2 separate regions of the Homo sapiens genome follow, and region 2 is linked to region 1. Evidence: read pairs that join two places in POLR2A ChIA-PET (ENCODE). Cell type or tissue: CD4-positive, alpha-beta T cell. All regions are shown on one strand. Region 1 overlaps DPP4 (dipeptidyl peptidase 4). Region 2 overlaps DPP4 (dipeptidyl peptidase 4).

Region 1 (4,000 bases):
CGAGAAAAAAAAAGTGGGGAGAGGAAGGCAGGACCCAGATATTAGTATCAGACACAGCTTTGATCCACTATATTCACAGTTTCATGAAAACCACACATAAAAGCACAAAGAAAGGAAAAGATACATATTTTAAAATTCCAGATGTGTTATCTGATTTCTTTTCAAGTAAAATAATTGTAACAAATGAAGTCAATTCATTCGTGACACTAATTTGTTTTAGGCTTCGGCTCCAATGCTAAAAAAGCATCCTTTTGAGTGATATTTTTATCTTCTTTGACTTCCTAGTAAGTAACGATTTGATCTCCATTAGAAAAGGTTTTAAAAAATGGTAAATTTAATACATATTTCTGTTCAGTTATTTTCCTTTTCCTCTCTTTTAGGGTCTTTTTTTTTTTTCTATTTTAAAAAATAATCTTGTTTAATCTTGGGGTTAGGGAACTTGATATATATACCTAATATTAAGGCAAGCTCTTAATCTACCAAATTTAATATAATTGAGAGGAGCAAGGCATTTCACATGTGAAAAAATATTTGCTAGCTCAAGAAATGCATGAATGCATTTTCCTGTTTAAAGTTAGAATGTTATAGTGTTTTGTTTAAAACGAAAGTTCTTTTGACTGACCTCCCTAAGTAGAAGGAAAACATTAGCAAAGGCATGTAAGCAGAACTTGTCCTATCCTGTGCAGGGACAGTAAGCAGATGAGTGGAGAGATGGGCTGGGGAGGGAATAAGTTATTGGAGAGTATCCATGTCCAGGAGTTGTGTAGATGGTGCAAAGATGACATATTTAAATGAATTGAGATGAGCTATAAGGAGCTCCTCTTGATTAACAAGCAGAAATGAGAGTGCTTTACAGAGCTTTACAGAGATTGTGCACACAGCTCTGTGTAGGGTAGATGGTAGCCTGTGAAGATTGCAGATACAAGGGAGTTAAACTTGTTAGTATATAGAATGCCCAATGACATGCCCGTTTTCCAATGCAACCTGTTTCTTCCTCTGAAGTTTTAAATGTTAGCATTCATTCATACTGCAGTCCATTCCACAATGATTTACAGTCATTGTGAGCAAGACTGTGCCGGGTGCTATGGGAAATGCAAAGCATATGATGCAGAAGTCAAAGTCCTTAAAGAAGGAAATAAACTTGCAGTCCAGGAGTATTGTGTTAAGCTGAGATGGAAAGATATCCAAAGCTGCATTTATTGTTGTCATCATCATTTTTTTTATACCACAACTCCCCCTTCTTAACTATTAGAGAAATTATTTCTTTGATTTCCAAGATTACATTAATACTTCTAAAATCTTGGCCTATGAAGTCTGTGTTTGATAACTATCTTCAAAGACAAAACTGACAAGTATCTTTGAAGGAAATATACAACCATGGTAGTTGTGTTGCTAAGTTTTAGAGGACTCATTCTGGACACCCCATAGGCTGGCACAGTTTAAGGCTCATGATTGGGAAGGATGCATACTTCTCCACGGAGAAGAGAAATGTAAGCATTCCTCATTTGATTCCAGAAAACCATGAAAGCTAACAATTTGGTATTTTTCATAGGTATGCAGGCCCATGTAGTCAAAAAGCAGACACTGTCTTCAGACTGAACTGGGCCACTTACCTTGCAAGCACAGAAAACATTATAGTAGCTAGCTTTGATGGCAGAGGAAGTGGTTACCAAGGAGATAAGATCATGCATGCAATCAACAGAAGACTGGGAACATTTGAAGTTGAAGATCAAATTGAAGCAGCCAGGTGAGTGACTAGGAGATGAAGTCAAAGGTCATCTGATTTTTTTTCCCCTTTAAAATTTACATTTTAAAGCTGTAAAGTGTAAATAATTTAAAGTGTTCTGGGATGAATTTGTAATCTTTTATCCTTACGGTAGGTTTTAGTGAAGATGTTATGTTTAAATAACAATATATTACATTATAGATTGATATGAAGTTCAAAAAAAAAGCATTTCCTAAATTCCTCTCTGTATGAGACTCTAGAAAGGGAGTTGGCATATGTCCTACCACATTCTAAGAACAGAAAATCAAAATTCATCAGACTCGGGGACAAACTGAGGAATAAATGTACCCTAGTAAACATCTGACTAAACAAGCCAAGCCCATTCCTTCACAGTCAAGGATACTGTGTACATTTCCTTCAGTGTACATTTACGTCATAGGCAGTGACAACTCTGAAGTCCTAGGAGTAGCTCCTACAGTCTGGATGAGGGTGACTCTGCTATTTTGGGAAAATTGTGGAGCACAACCATCATCGGTACTATGTATAAGGGCTCTGTTACGTATGAACCACATCTCATTCTTGTGCTCTTCACTTATGGGACTATAACTAGATGTGATCTGGCTCAAGAGATGTTAACAATCAATGATGGTTACTCATAAGATGCATGTTGCATGAGAAGTGCTTTACCTGCAGGCATTGTCGCTGAAGCCCCGAGAGGTGGGTGTTCTTACCCCATATTTTAATTAAATAAATAGAGACTATTAGGTTAGGTAGCTTGCCAAAGTGAATCAGGATTTGAATCCAGTCTCATTCTGACTCTTATATTTAATTACATTCAACTGGTATGTGGGAAATGTAACTTTGAGTTTCTGTAACCAACAGCATGGATGTCTGGGGAAGCATAATAGGGAGGGTGGTTGAAAATAATGTTATGAAATCATAGACTAGGAAATGCAGAAGGATCCATGAATGATGAAATAGATGGAGAGAGGAGAAGATGACAATTGATTAAGGATTCCTGAGGAAAGAAATTCTCTTTTACTAAAGTTAATGATTAGCTATTTTCCTTAACAATTAAAAAATAGAGATTTAGAATAAACAGGGGATACATTTGTTTGAGAGTGAGGCTTTGATATTTTAAAAATAAACTTGTATCTATCCAGATCGCTCCTCTATGAGAGAGGGCATAGTTTCCAGGGTCTCTCAAATCTGACCAACAAAAGTCCTAAAATTACAAAATTAAGGATCTACTATATACAACCCCAGTTAAATAAGTATTGAGAAATAGTGCGTTTATACAGTGGCACACACTATTGCAGCAACTAAAAAGAGCTAAGCATAACAACATGGATGAATTGCATATACTGTTGAATGAAAGAAGCTGGACACAAAAGTGTACATCCTGCAAGATGCAATTTATGTAAAGATAAAAACAAGGCAAAAGTTCAGTGAAATTTTTATGGAATTCAATAAAAGAAAAACATTTCCTTTTGTCCCTTTGCAAAGAGGGAAATGCCTTAGAGGCTTCTGATAATATGCACAGGCCATGATTTCAAGGATACATTCACTTTGTAAAGGTTGATCAAATTATACATGAATGATCTGTTGCACATTGCTGTATGTCTGCCTCCTTCAATTTTACAAAGTTTACGTGGAAAAGATGAGTTGAAAACTATTTTAATTTTTTTCTAGCACTGCTTAACTTAGGGCAACCTAGGACATATTACATGAAAACACAAAGACTGTCAAAATCAAGATAGGTTAATGCAAAGGTCTGCAACCACCCACAATGCTAAAAATTTGAGTTCCATTTGTCAGGTATTTTTAAGTAAAAAAAAATTTCTTTTGATGTCAGGCTAATATTAAGAAATAGGTGCATACAATATTTTTCTTATTTCTTTACCTGGATTCCATCTCTGAACACAGTTTTGTGGCAAAGAAGACTTCTTAATCCATCAAGGAAAAATTTATTTCTATTGAGTGCACGGTACTGAGCTAACTAATCAACACCCAGCATAAGAAGGGATTTATTTAGAGAATGGTGTTTAAGTTCTCAGGTAGGGGGCCCGGAGACATTTCTAAGCCCTTACTCAGAAGTTTTTCATGCCCTTATCTTTCTCCATTGCAGGGGCAGACTCTCCCAAACTGAAAAACATCTGGAGAGATTTAAATTCAATTATGTAAAGAAAAGTGCATCTGGGCTGCAAATTTTTGTATAAAACTGTGAAAAAAACTGCCAGGATTTGTTTTCTGTGAATCATACACACACACACA
Region 2 (4,000 bases), 52 kb before region 1:
TAAAGCATTAATAATTAATGGGTCTTAATATTATCCTTCCAATCCTTCAGCCCCCAAACTGGCTCTGAGGCATGCAGTGCACCTCCGTGTCCATCCTCACTGACTTACAGCCCCCTGATGCTGTATGAGGATTGTATCAGGATGTTTTGGGCTTCAAGGAACCCAATACCTGGCCAAAAGTTATTTGAATGATAGCGTTTTATTACTGTATTGTCATTAGCATCTTTTATAATTGGAAGTGCAGAAGTAAAGTGGTTCTTGGGTTTGTTAATGTAATGGCCTGAACACATCAAGAACATGGGGCCTTTCCACCTTTCAGCTCTGCCATCCTTGGAGTTTTGTCTTTTGATCTCCAGTATGTCATCTCATGGTTGAGCATGGCTTCTGCAGCTCAACCCAGCACTTGCTCATACAGCTCATTCACAGGGCAGAAGAGGATGCTCTTCCTCATTCATGTTCTGCTGTATCAGGGAGGAAAACCATTTCCATAAGTCCTCTGACCAGATGCAAACTTTCAGATCTTACTGGCGACATTTGTGTCACTTGTCCATATCCAAACCAATCACCGGCAAGGAGAATGAATTGCCGTGATTGAACCAGACTACTCAAGACTCACCTTTCTCAGGTTGGAAAGTATCTTCTTTTGCTAGCACATGGAAGGAGAAGGGCAAATACCTAAGTTGAATTGAAAATTCTGAAAGACAGAAATCGGGGAGACGGCCTATGTAGGCATATCGTGTATTTGGTTATTGCTCTCTTTTCATTACGTTAGAAAGATTTAATTTTTCAACAAAAGAGGACAGACATCAAGCCAGCTCTGATCTCCAAAAATCTGGAGCTGTAATTCTCTCCTTTCCTTCTCCTCACTTTCTTTCCTAACTGGGTTTATTGCAAATCAGTGTGCTTTGTTGCTGCCTTTCTGATCTCAAGGACATTTTGACCTCAGCCCTTTCTTTCTTTTGGCATCCAAAGTGATCAAGAGGAGAAAATAATTGAATTGCAATGTTAAAATATAAATCTGAGATAATAGAGCAGGTAAGAAACATCTGAGGGGAATTACTGACAATTTACCTCTAGAAAATCCACATAAACTGTCACATTTCATCCAGTTCATAATAGCAGAAAGTGGTAGAAATAGTCAACATAAAATAAGATGGGCAAAATTTTTAAAAAATGGTAAAACTTAGATCTGCTAAAGTTAACCCAGGAAAGTAGGACTTAAAATAATTAATGGCCATAAAAATAAAATAGTAAATAACAAAAGCAAACAAAATAACCTCACAAGGTCCAGAAGCTATAATTTAATCTAACATGGGCAAAAAAAATCTAATTGATGACTCAAATCTTTGTTTTAAAATTTCCAGCGAAAAAATTACTCTGCATGGTAATGATTTTCTTAAAATGAAAAGGGTTTGGCTGTACTGAAAGGAGAACCCAGAACCCAGCAGCCAGTGGACCCTTATTCCTTCCTGGCAATCTGGCCCTATTTTCCCTGTCTGCTCACTCGCTTGCTTTTCTGGTGAACTATTCCAGGTATCTCCTCTCCACTCAAACTTCCAACACCTCCTCCATATGCTCATTCATAGCTAAGGACCTGGCTTCCTGTTTTGATAAGAAAACTGAAACCATTAGAAGAGAACTTCAATTCTCACCGGCTCATCAGTGCATTCACCTGTATCGGCTCCCCTCCCAAGTTAGAGGAATGAATGCTCAGGCTCCTACCCAAGACCAGGCCCTTTGTTTGTGCCCTGGGTCCCATCCCTTTTGCCTACTGAAAGATTAGGCTCCAGCTGTCCCCTTGCATGTGGCAACATCATTTTTTCCATCTCTATTTGATCATGAACATACAGTAGTGTCTCATATTCTTAAAAAATAAGAAGGAAACTGTCTTTTTCCACCCTCATCCCTGCCAACCTACCACTCCCTTTCTCTGCTCTCTTTACCACAAAACTTCTTAAAGAGTTTCTATTATCACTGTCTGTTACCCCTCTCCCTTTTTTTCTCTTAAGCCTCCTGGAATAAGGGTTATCCCCACCACACCACTAAAACAGCTGTATTCTTGTCAAGGTCCCTAATCTCTGTGTTGCAGATTGGGAGTTGCTTCTCACTCTGTGTCTCGTGTGCCTGTCAATTAGTCATCCTTCTTCTCCACCTCCCCTCGGGGCTCTCACTCTCTCCTGGTTGTCCTTCTACCTCACTGTGCAGTCTTTCCCAGCCTCCTTAGGTATTCTTCCTGATGTCTTCAACTTCTCACCTTGGACTACTCTGGGGCTCCATCCTAAGACCTTTTCCTTTTTCACCTTAGATGACCTCATCCACTCCCATGGCCTCAAATACCATTTACAACTTGGCAACTTTCCAATTTTACCTGCAAACCAGACCTTTTCCTGAGCTCTAGGTGCAGTATACAACTGCTTACTGGACATCTCCATTTGGATGTGATATTGGCATCTCATACTGACATCTTCCAAAACTCTTTGTCTTCCCTTAGTACATCTTATTTCAGCAAATGGCAATTCTATTTTTGTAGTTACTGAGGCCAATATCCATGCAAGTTCTCCTCAACTCCTCTCTTTCATCCACAAGTCACATCCAATGTGTCGGCAGTTTTATCATCTGTATCTTCATATTCTCTCAGAGTTTGACCCTACCTCACCACCTCATCTCCTACTACCCTGGTCAAAGACACAATTGCCCTTCCCCTAAATTATTGCCAACATCTCTCTTTTTTTTTTTCTTACTTCCCTATGGTGTATTCTCAACACAACAGACAAGGTGATTGTGGTAGGCAGAATGCTAAGGTGACCCCCAAGAACCCTCTCCTCCGCTCCTGTGTACTAATCTCTGAGATTGTGGATATGATGAATTTTCTTCCTGTAGTTAAGTTTCGTTATGATGCACAGTTGGCTTTAAGAAAGGGAGATTACCTGCTTGGGCCTGACTGAATCACATGAACTGTTTAAAAGCAGAGTTTCTCTGGCTAGTCACAGAACAGGCAGTCAGGAATCCCAGGCATGAGAAGGATTTAACATGCCATTGCTGACTTGGAAGATGGAGGGGCCATATGGCCAGGAATGTGGGTCATCTCTAGGAGGTGAGAGCAGCCCTGGCTTATAGTCAACAAGTAAATGAGAACTTCACTCTCACAACCTCAATGAACTGAATTTTGCCAACAACCTGTGTGAGCCTGGGAGCAGGTAATTTTTCCCCAGAGCCTCCAGCTGACAACTCATTCCAGCCAAAACTTTGATTTTAACCTCACAATACTTTGAACAGAGAACTCAGCAAAATGGGCTGGACTGCTGACTTTTAGAACTCTAAGCTGATACATGTGTGCTGTGTTAAGTCACTAAGTTTGTGGTGATTTGTTACATAGCAATAGAAAACCATTAATAATATAGTGATAAAATTGTTTTAATTTATTATTTATTTATTTATTTTGAGATGGAGTCTTGCTCTGTCGCTCAGGCTGGAGTGCAGCGATGCAGTCTCAGCTCACTGCAACCACTGCCTCCCAGTTTCAAGCGATTCTCCCGCCTCAGCCTCCCAGATAGCTGGCACTATAGGTGTGCACCACCACGCCCAGCTAATTTTTTTTTTTTTTTTTTGTATTTTTAGTAGAGACAGGGTTTTGCCATGTTGGCCAGGCTGGTCTCATACTCCTGACCTCAGGTGATTTGCCTGTCTTGGCCTCCCAAAGTGCTGGGATTATAGGTGTAAGCCACCATGCCCAGGCTGGCGACCACATTTAAACATAAGTCAAATCATGTCCTTTTCTGCTTAACATCGTTCATTGGCTTTCCATTGTGAAGGCTCCATGGCACTTGTTACCACCTAGCATATGGCATTGCTTACTCATTATCTGTTCCTATGTCTCCCCCAGTTAAAATATAAGCTTCATAAGGGCAGGAGTTTTTCATGCTTTATTCACTGTGATGTCTCTAGTGCCTAGAACACTGAATAACACAGTAAGTGCTAAGTAAATATTTGGTGAATTAAA

Evidence for each region. ChIA-PET counts read pairs that join two places held together with the same protein. Peaks named below come from ENCODE experiments on the same cell type or tissue, not always from the same donor. Only the 100,000 strongest peaks of a DNase experiment are listed, where the experiment ranks them.
Region 2: POLR2A ChIA-PET joins it to region 1 with 13 read pairs; 10 of 35 experiments call an interaction of 5 or more read pairs at or near these places.

Annotation. Positions count from the first base shown.
Region 1 is chr2:162,009,540-162,013,539 of GRCh38, reverse strand. It overlaps DPP4 (dipeptidyl peptidase 4), which reads left to right. Exons shown (of 26, transcript NM_001935.4): 20 at 1,553-1,747. Among named protein-coding and RNA genes, the nearest start is that of DPP4, 63 kb to the left of the region's middle. In CD4-positive, alpha-beta T cell, no CTCF peak of the experiment used is centred here; DNase peaks (open chromatin) are centred at 1,169 and 1,659; H3K27ac peaks cover 3,150 bases.
Region 2 is chr2:162,061,723-162,065,722 of GRCh38, reverse strand. The region is part of intron 2 of DPP4 (dipeptidyl peptidase 4); the gene reads left to right. Among named protein-coding and RNA genes, the nearest start is that of DPP4, 10 kb to the left of the region's middle. RefSeq lists an enhancer at 1,566-1,635. In CD4-positive, alpha-beta T cell, no CTCF peak of the experiment used is centred here; a DNase peak (open chromatin) is centred at 1,632; H3K4me3 peaks cover 745 bases; H3K27ac peaks cover 2,703 bases.